Regions from separate parts of the Homo sapiens genome. Here region 1 is linked to region 2. Evidence: chromatin loops called from intact Hi-C (ENCODE). Cell type or tissue: PC-3. All regions are shown on one strand. Links, peaks and the distances in the headings refer to the core of each region. The heading gives the core; the rest is flanking DNA.

The links. A loop is a pair of places that touch in the nucleus more often than their neighbours do. Peaks named below come from ENCODE experiments on the same cell type or tissue, not always from the same donor. Only the 100,000 strongest peaks of a DNase experiment are listed, where the experiment ranks them.
Region 1: it touches region 2 in a loop (6-fold over the local background); 1 of 110 quality-filtered maps calls a loop at or near these places.

What each region holds. Positions count from the first base shown.
Region 1 is chr3:60,838,946-60,844,333 of GRCh38, forward strand. The region is part of intron 3 of FHIT (fragile histidine triad diadenosine triphosphatase); the gene reads right to left. Among named protein-coding and RNA genes, the nearest start is that of MIR548BB, 220 kb to the left of the region's middle. In PC-3, for the core only: CTCF peaks have their summits at 523 and 2,620; a DNase peak (open chromatin) is centred at 2,676.
Region 2 is chr3:60,933,962-60,939,317 of GRCh38, forward strand. The region is part of intron 3 of FHIT (fragile histidine triad diadenosine triphosphatase); the gene reads right to left. Among named protein-coding and RNA genes, the nearest start is that of FHIT, 310 kb to the right of the region's middle. RefSeq lists an enhancer at 1,385-2,584. In PC-3, for the core only: no CTCF peak of the experiment used is centred there; a DNase peak (open chromatin) is centred at 1,940; H3K27ac peaks cover 1,590 bases.

The DNA.
Region 1 (5,388 bases), core at 265-5,264, 95 kb before region 2:
GTGAAGGGGAACCCAGCACGAAAGCCCTGAGAAAAGCGGAAAAGATGGTACATTTGAGAATCTGTGAGACTGAATGCCTGGCTGAGGTATAGAACACCCATTGGAACAAGCAAGAGATGCAGTAGAAAAGACAGCTAAGGGAAGGATGCTGGGCTAGAGGGCCTCATCCTCTACTAAGGAGTAAACTTTATCCTGTGTACCACGAGGAGCTACCGAACAGACGAAAATGGTGAGTGTAATATTTAAAGCAATGATTGCTACTATAACACTCTTTTTAAAGTAGCTTTTCCATGAATTATTAACATTATCTTTAGTCTAATACGTATCAAAATTTAGTTTATGGACTGGTAGGATGTGTTAATGGCCAATAAAAGTAAAAGACTCAGCCGATTCCCTGCCTTCTACACTCCATTTTACACACACTCCATCCTGCCTGCCGAATGACTTCAGTGTCTCTGTGACCAGTGAGTGAAGCAGCATGCAATGAGATCATGGCTAGATGGCAGCACATTCAGTGAAGTGCTTCAGCTTTCCTGTTGCTTCTGATTCCCTGGCATTTGTCAGTGTCTGTCAAAACATTAACATTTCTTAATGTATATTTTGCATTATTTACTAAATGAAAATTTTCCAATGACAGTGGCTGAGAAAAAAAAATCAGATTTACATACAGTATGTCAAGTTCACATTCGATGCCCCAGAAATGCCCAGTCCCCAAAGACCTCTAGGGACTGCAGCTCATTTGTTGTCCCTCTCCCTCTCCCGTTTATTATGCTGACCCTCTGCCCAGCCACATAGCTCACCCCACCCCCTTAGAAGCATCTAGAGTTGGCTCTAGACATGAAATGGAATAGATTTCTGCATTTACATAACTGCTATCGCACTTCTGGTGAAAAGTAGTTTCAGAAAAACACAGAAAAAAATAAACAGAAGAATAAAAAGTGTCTATGTGATAACATAAGGGCTTATTTAACTACGTCTTTATTTCCTTTACAGTCCAACTATTTTTTTTTTAAAACTGCATGCCACCTTCATGCTGCCTCTCAGAGGGGACTTGATCTTATTTAGACCCGGTGGCGAGGGTCCTTCAGCTCCGTGAGGAGCTCTCTAGCACTCAGTCCTCTTTAGAGGAAAGATATCTTCAGAGCCTAAAGGCCTTGAAAGAAATGACACATTTTTAAAAACAGAAAAACAAGCATGAAAGTGGCCCATCAGAAATGAAGGTGTGAACTAGAATACAATAGACAGCGAGGAAGGAGCCAAAAATCCTCACCCAGGCAGGCCAGGATATATGCAGATAGGGAGGAAATTGGGAGGCATTCCTTTGCTAATAAAGATGATTTTTCTTCTAATTTTCACATCTTTCATGATGTATCTTTTGTTTTTTGTTTTCTCTCTATGACTGCTGTTCTAAAATAAGTGGGCTTTAAGAATATGAACTACAGTCCGCATGTTTGCCAGCCCCATATTCTGCGATGAACTTGACATGTGAATGAATCAATTCTGCAGAGGTGAAAAGTTATTCCTACAAAGTCCCCAGTTTTCCTTGTGAGAAAGATCCCTACTTACCTGTAAACTTGTTAATTAAATGTCAAAGGTTTTTATATCAAGGACAATAACACAAGCCAACCTGGGAATCTGCTTGTCTGAAATAGGTAAAGAGTGTCTGTGTTTATTTAGAATTGATTGTACACTTTCCTTCATTCTCTACATAGATTTTATTTTCTCCCCACATTCTTCTTTTTCTGTATTGCCTTGAGGGCTTTCTCTTATAATTATGTGACAAATTATATCTGAATTATGTTCAAATAAGCAAGGAGACTGACGTTTTCTGTTAAAAACATATGGCCTATCAGTAATGAATGAAGTTTTGCCCATATCATGACATGACTTTATTGAAGGCACCATCTCATATATGCAGTTTTCAATGTGGTGTCTAACAGATTTGTGTAAAATGTCTAAAATTAAGCAAATGCAATTATATGAGTTAGTATCATCTTATCATGTACATTTTGCTTGATAATAGAAAAGCAAATGAAAAGTTTATTAGCTTATTACAACAGTCTGTTTTTGATTTTTACTTTAGACTCTATTCCTCTTTATTTTCTCCTCTTCTGTTTCGGGTCATTATTTTATCTGGAGAACCCAAAATCCAATTCTTCATCTGTATTTACCACATAGATCTTTAGATTCTCTTACCAATCCAACAGATTTCTGAATATTTAACTACCCTATTGTAAGTTGTCTTGTTTAGAAGAAATGGAATCTAAGATTGTGGCAGTAAAGGACAAGCTGTCAATGTGTTAAATAAATTCCTGTTGAAAAGTAACGGCATGCACTGTGTGTTAACATAATTTATTAGAACAATTAGAACCCATCCTTGTTGTCTTTTAATTAGATTATTCCCTGTTCTGGTAATTACACTAGACAAGGGAGAATAATAGTCTTGGGATTCTAAAATCATCTGTAGACTATGTGGAAAGAGAATAAATAATCAATAATGCTAATGTACCGGAAAACTTAAATTCCCAGAAAGAGATCTTTTATCATGAGCAATCCTTTGTATAAACAGCATTATTTCTCAATGTCTATGCTTATCTTGCCCAAAGTTGAAAAGTGAAGACACTGGACAAATAACAGATATTTATTTTACTGTCAGAAACCTGGTTGGGCTGGGCCACCTCTGGCCTCTAGTGGCTCAGACATTGCTTCAGTCCCTTGCAAAATGCCAACAAGAAACCGCAAATGAAGGATTTAAAATTCCATGCAGAGCAGCATATCTAGCAGTCTGAATGCCTAAGGGAAAGGATGCAGGGCTTTTAAGTTCTGGTCCTAGGTGAGGAATCATAAAGTTCCTCAATTTAAAAAAATATATACAAATGGACAAAAATGTCTTAGAACTGAGAAGGCTACTAAATATTAAAAAAAAATTTCTGATATTTCCATACATGAAGATGTTATTTGCAGAAATTAATAGGCAGGCTGTATGTCAGGAAAGTTTCTGGCTCTCAGGGATGGGCTGAGGCCTTTAGATGTGAATCGAACTACATCTCTGGTTTTATGTTTGGAAGACCATAGGGAATTCCAGTGCTCCAAGGACGCTCCGAGGGCCTACACAACTGTCATCAAGCATGTTAGGACATCCTAGAGAGTAGTTCCCAAAACTTCTAGGCTTCAGAATCTTGACAAAGTCATGGGTGGGCATATCCTGCCCTCACGGATAACCCTACAGTTGAGTAGAAGGATGCTGGAATGCACAGAATTGACACCAGTGAATCTGGAGTTCTCTGTAGTAATGAGCAACACAAATATCTCACCAACAGTCCCACTGTTATCCGAGTCTGCCTTAGTCAATGTAAACTCCTAATGAGACCATGTCTAGACAGTATTGATCTCCCACCAGAAAAAAAAAAAGAACTCAGAGTGTGACTTCTTTTCTAGCTTAGCCCAAATGACACCCTAAAACATGCTCTTTCATTCACTCATTGCTAACACTTTTCATAACCTGAGATATTTTATCAACTAGGCAGCCAAGGACCCATAGGCTTCTTCGCAAGGTATATGTGATATTTTTTATATTTAAAACATCTTTGATATTCAAATAGCAGATAAGAAAGTTACTTAAGCTTATTAAAGAACCTAGAGAAATTAAATGAGTGTATATATATATACATATATATATGAGTGTATATATATATATATATTTTTTTTTTTTTTTTTTTCCCTTGCTAGGCAAAGGAGACAGGCCTTTAAAAAATGAAAGTCCACATAAGATTAAGGTGTGATCATTCAAGTTAATGTGGGCAAGATATCTAAAGGAGAAATCATTAGCTTAAGCTATCCAAAGGATTTTACACACAGTCCTGTGGTTTAGGAGCAGAGGATCACCCGTACTACTGTGCTATCCATCCCAGCTGGGAAGACATGGTTCTTTATAGAAGTACCCCTTAAAATTGTCAGGGGTGCTATTAAGTACTTAGGGTTCCCCACTATTCTTATCTCCAGACTGGTCAAATCTACCAGGCATCTTTCTGATATATCAGATAGATATAATCTATCATAGATATACCAAAGATTTATTTGCATCTGAGTGTCCTGTGGTGAGGCATTCCACAGCAGGCTGTGCATCAGGTCTGTCTGCAGAAAGTAAGAAAGAAAGGAATACAGTTTAAAATTCACGTAGGAATGGAGTTTAAAAACTCCCCAGGCAATGTGAAGGTGAGTTAGGACTGGGAACCACAAGCTAAAAAGGAGAACCACAGAGAATTCTTTCTGACTTTGGGGCTGAAATGAAGCTGACCGAGGCATTCAGGTGGTTCCAGAGGCTGGAAAGTCTCATACGACAGGTTTTTTTCTCACAAAAGAGAAGTGAAATAAGTACCTTATTATGTTCCAATAATATCAAGATACAAATCTATCTTTTAGAAAAATGCTAAATAAAAACACAGTCAGAGAGAGACTTCCACCACTATAAATAGTTTCTTATAAATGCCACCTAGAGACAAAATTATCATTTCTATGATCCTAACCAAAAGAGCCTTGCATGTCTTGGAAATACTTTGCCCTCTAAAGCAACCAGAAGAACATTCCTTCAGTCTATGTGTTCTTGTGCTGGATTTTGAAACTTTTGAGCATTTGCTCCCAAAGTGAAATTTAAAAGGCTAACAGCAGGGACACCTGGATAACTAGAAAACTTACCTATTGATATCACAGGCTGCTTCTCCAAATATAATTTCTTGCAAGCATAGTAAAAATCCTATACTTGTTTGAAATGAAATGAAGGAAAGCCTATCATGAATTTCTTTTTCTCTGTGTTAATGAAAGACACGAGCACACCATGATAAGCAGGAGAGAATGACCTAGTGTTCATCCTTCTCTTCTTGTCCAACGCAGGTAACTATAGGTGGGCTCTGGGTAGAGTATATGATTGCTGCATATTTCTAAGAAATAAAGTTAATTTACAGGCTACCTCAATCCTGACACTCTAGGGGTAAGGCAAGCACGCATGTATGTATTTCTGGTAATCAAGAGGGAGAAATAGCAGTGAAAAATAGAGCTTGGATATATATCTTAAAGACATGCCACTGATTTCAAAATAGGGCAAGAGCACTTATGATTTAATATAATTTTGTTGGAAAAAGTTAACTCTCTCCAAGGAAATACAGAGCTTAGCAAATACCTTATAAATAATACAAAGGCATACTATAGTGTTTAGTAGAATCTTATTCACCCATTCTGATTTGGACAAATGTTAAATGAGACAAACAGGAGAAAAGTTTATTGATTAGGTAACCGATTAAAATTTTGGTGAAAAGCAGAAGTAGTAAGTTCCAGAAACAAGAAATAAATCATGTATATCAACAAGAGGAATGAAGGCATTTTGTGCAATCC
Region 2 (5,356 bases), core at 1-5,000:
CTCTGAATGGCTTGTGGAAGGGCATGGAATGGGGCCAGAAACTGCTTAATTTGAGGTTAATTAAATAGTGATGACAAGCCTTAATCTCCAACTTGTCATCAGATTGTAAACACTGATTGCAGCTGCAGCAATCTGCAATAAACCTATTGAGAGGAATCTTGACCAGAATGAAATAAGTACGTTGGTTACCCAGATGAGGCTGGGAGAGGTGAGATCAGAGAAATCTAGGCTTTTGCAGTACCAGGAGAAATGGAGACCTGAAAAGAGGGAAATTCATGGGCGAATGTGTCAATTCTGATTCCTGTACAGCCCTATCAAAAAAAAGAAAAAAAGAAAAGAAAAAATAACTGGATCCCATGCACCTGGAAATTGGAAAGAACAAGGGCAGAAATATAAAACCACTAAACTAAGGACCTGGAAAAAGCTGAAATAGCTTTACATCTATTAGCCATTGATGAGGTTTCCATGAAAAAATATGTCTGAGCCACTGCATGCCCTGAGGCCGCTGGACAGATGGTTATACCACCAGAGTGAGCTACAGCAGTGGCTTTCTAGAGTGCAGGCAAGGATGACAGTTACAGTGTGTTAGGTCTCTACTGTGTCTCAAGCACATCACATGTAACGTATATGATAATTCTCAAAAGTACTTTATGAGGTAGCTATTATTTTCTCCATTTTAAAGAGGAGAATGCTAAATCTCAAAGGAGTATCCTACCTTGCTTAAGTACATGTAACAAATGGGTTGAACCCAGACTGTCTAATGCCCTAATGCAAATTCTAAATCACAAGAATCTCTGCCTCCAGCTTTGAGGCAATGTTGAAGTGGGAAAGGGGAAAGAATAGTCAAGTTCCTGAAGAAGATGGGAAAAAATGAGTCAAAAATCTCCAAAGAATAGGGAAGCACAAAGGGCTGAGGTAACAAATGCCAGATGAGTAAACATGTTCATAACACTGCACCCCGGAAAGTGCCCCTCCTGGCTCCATTTTCATGGAGAATGCTTTCTCATTCTTCAAGATCCAGCACAAGGCCAATTTTCACCTCTTCTGTGAAGCCTTCCCCAAACCTCCTAGTGAGAGAGGCACTTTAAAAAAATATGTGAGATGCATTGAGAGACAGATGGACACCATAAAAGCTGAACTCAATATTACATGTGAAGAAAATTTACAAAAAAATCTTAATCTGAGTGTCAGAAAAATTGGAGTAGTGAAAGAACCATTACAGTTATTGTCAAATAGTTAATTAACTATTATGTAGGTTTAAATCCATGTATTCTTCCTTAAAACCTTTTGGAACAAGATAAATCATTCTCATCCATTCATTTATTCATTCCCTAGCACTGTGATAACACTAGAGAAATAACAATGACCAAAAACAGACACAATTCCACTCTCGAGGTACACATGTTTAAAAGGGAAAACAGAGTAATGATACAAAAATCACACAAATAAATGGACAATTATGACATGTGTTCCAAATAAGAGGTAAATGAGATGTTATTATTTTATCCAGGATACAGGACTGGAATCATTAAAGAGAATACACAGGGAAATAAGCTGCAGTTCATTATTTGGAAAAAGTTTCAAACAATCCACACAGAAATGGCCCCACACATGAGCCTGCTCTCTTCTGGGCATTGGATGTGTCCCGGCTGAGGCAGGGAAGACAAGGGTGCATCCGTCGATAACTTCTCAAGTCTCTTCTGACTCTAAGAAACTGTGACCCTATCATTCCAAACAAAATATTTTCTCAGATAAGAATTAGAATTGGCTAGGTTGAATTTCCAGGAGACTTAGGAAATATGTACAGAGAATAATCACTTCCTAAATAGAGAGGGGAGTCAAGCAAAACTGAGTCTTCTAAACTGCTCGGTAGCATTCTCCTTCTCTTCGCACATGGACACACTTCTGCTTTATGCACTGCCCTGACAGCTTCCTGAGGACAGAGGCTGATGGTCTTGCTCATCACTGAATCATCAATGCGTGGCACATATTAAATATTTGTTAAGTGAGTAAATGAATATGGTACTAAAATGTGCATACTGACAGAAACTTTTTTCTGTTGTGGCCCTTGTAGGTGAACTTCCTTGAATAATTAATGAACATGAAAGTCAGTCAATCACTCACCTCCTGATTAATAGTCAGGGTCCCTTGTCCAAACAGCCACTTAGTCCATTAAAAATTAATAATTTTCTACAGAATAAATATATGCTGTACATGGTACATCAAGGGTTCCACTTTTAATACGCAATTAAGTAATGCAGAAAGACTAGGAATCTATTAACTAAGAAAGAGCTCCATGAACTTGCCCTCCAAGTCATCATTCATTTACTATCCATTTCTCTTCCAATTTTAAAAAATTATTTAGCCAGAAAAAAAGTAGTTCTGAAAACAGAGTAAATAACAACATGTTGTCATATTTTGGCTAACATTTGCAGGCCGACACAATGTGTGTTTGTTAAAGATTTGAGATATGCTATTCCTTCTGTGAAATGACGAATACATTAGGGCAGATCAATACAAAACTGAAGCTCTATATGTAAAATGTTAAGGGTCTATTCATTGAAAAATTATGAGCCATGTTATAGAACTTAGGTCAGAGTTAAATTATTGATCTACATTCATTTTTCCCCTTTCCATGTGACTATCTTTTGATTTTTTATAACATACATTATTGCCTATGTAGAAAATGAATCCTCTTCTTCTAGAGCTAGTGTGTCTGGTGACTGACAATTTTCTAAAATTAACTGTTGTGTTGGTAGCATTTAGATTTGTAAATTGAACTCCCCTTGCATAAACATTTAAACATTGAAAATAAAATCTGTAAACTTTGGTAGCATGAACTCAAAGGGAAAAGAGGATAATTTTCATTTTTTAATACAAAGAAAGCAAAGAAAAAAAGGAAAGGTTATTTTTCTTAACATCATTCTACTACTTTATGGTTCTTGATACATTTCATTGATGAGGCCAAATTGTATTCAGTTGACTTTTTACAAATGACTAAACTGTATTGCTAAGCAAAGGGATGTAATCAACACTTTGTGAGCTGAAGTCTCAATTTTCAGACCTAAAGCTTACTCAAGATGTATAACCTCAAATTCTGTAAGCAGGTTAGATGTCTTGAAATACAAAGACTCTCATCCCCTATCAGCCCCCAAAGTGACAAAGGAATGTGTCTTCAATGAAGATTTTCTCTCATCTGCTGAAAAGGGAAAATGTGCAAATATTTCAAAGAAATGTAGATTCCACAGACCCACATTAATTCATGAAAAAGGAAGCTAATGTAAGAGTTCTTAGTAGGAATGATCTTTGATTTGGGGCTGTATTTGGTCAGTAACTTTTGCCTACTAGGAGAATATTTTCTCTTTAACGAAGTAGTATCAGACACAGAGGGCTCTTCATTTTCTCTAATGGAGATACAATCATTTAGATTCGTGCTCCAAATGAGGCAGAAATTACCCCTAATGTGTAGTTTGAACATTTGTATCAAAATACAGTGAAATGCTGTTTCAGAGTCTGATGAGAAAAATATGTGAGCTCACAGAATGTCTGCCTCTCTCAGGTGCAGAAGTGGTCTACTGCTTTTTTTTTCTTTTTTCTTTTCTTTTCTTTTTTTTTTTTTTGAGATGGAGTCTCACTCTGTCACCCAGGCTGGAGTGCAATGGTGAGGTCTCCGCTCACTGCAACCTCCACCTCCTAGGTTCAAGCAATTCTCCTGCCTCAGCCTCCTGAGTAGCTGGGATTACAGGTGCACGCCATCATGCCCAGCTAATTTTTGTATTTTTAGTAGAGATGGGGTTTCACCACATTGTTCAGGCTGGTCTTCAACTCCTGACCTTGTGATCCGCCTGCCTTAGCCTCCCAAAGTGCTGGGATTACAGGGGTGAGCCACCACGCCCGGCCCTCTGCTACTTTTCTTCACATTGTCACTGCAGGAATCACCTGGCTCTAGGGGGATATCCCACAGTCTCACATAAATACCAATCCCTGTCGCTGGAACAAGGGGGTCCCAGCCTCACAGAAGGCCTGAGGGACTCTGTTTCTCTACAGGTCAGCTCCAAAGCAGAGGGCCCTTTGCACCATAAATCAATGTCATCCACAGAAAACTCCAGGAGAAAGTTAAATACCAGCAGCAAACAATGTCTCTTGTGTAGCAGTCTCTCACCACTGTTTCTGCTAGGTGACAAAAGCAGTGAGAAAAGCAGAGGAAGCAAGGGCTGAAGACAGAAAAGTCAAAGAATTGCAGAACTTGAGAGTTGGAAAGGGGCAGAGTCCAAATAGGAAAAGACTTAAGCTTCCTACTGTGTTGTGCTATGTAGAATGCTGTATGAGGAAGGGCAGCAGGCTTTCTCCCCAGAAGCCCAGCTGAAAGTCATCCACACTTTACATGGTCCCCTATACCAGGCTTCAGCCCCCTTGGCCTTGGTTTTCTCAACACACAGTATGGAATCCATTTCTCATGAGATGGACTTCATTAAACACACTCATGAGACCAACATATAAAACCAGAATGTCAAAGTAGTAGTCTACGATTTGCAGTATAGCTGTTGCACAGATGTCAGAAAGACCAATACATTCATTCCCTTCCTGTAAATGTCTTCCCTGCAAAACCAAATCCTAATCAGGCAGCAATCTGACATGTAAGGAATCTGAACAAGAGGAGTTCATCTGATGAACTGAATGTTAAACAGCGTCAGGGGAGATGGAGTCACCAATGGGAAAGAATACCCAATGTCCCTTGGCTGCAGCTCTCTACATCCATTGCCGTAACAGAAATGGCCTTGCCAATAGAAAAACAATTCTCCAAGTTTCTCACAGGAGGTCCCGTCCCCTCCAAAGAGAGCTACATGTGTATTCTTTGTGTATTTTTATCATTGAGAAACATAATTTGAATGGGAAAGCCTTTCTTTCGTTCTAAAAACCCTGCATCATTTTTCTCATTGCAGGTTAAAATATGTTCATTGTAAATAATGAACATACGGAAAAGGGTAAAAGTTATTCTATTTCTTCCGCCCAGAAAACTATAGGTGGATAATCTTTCAGTCTGTTTCTATGTATACATCTTAGGTTGTCCATATAAAATTATCATTTTGCAGATAAAAAGCAGTCAATTAGGTGCAATTCTACATGGTCCAATCTCATATACATACGCACATTACATTAAAGTCAAATGACACCTTAACTTCTACTTTGTTGCTTTTCTTTGAATTAACTAGGGCTCATATACAGTTTTCCATGTTACTCGGTAATACCATAATTGATTCTCTTGCACGCACTTGTTTACCAAAACTTCTCATTATTTCCTTAGGGAATATTCACAGACATAGAAGTGCTTGGTTAAAGGATTTGCACACACACC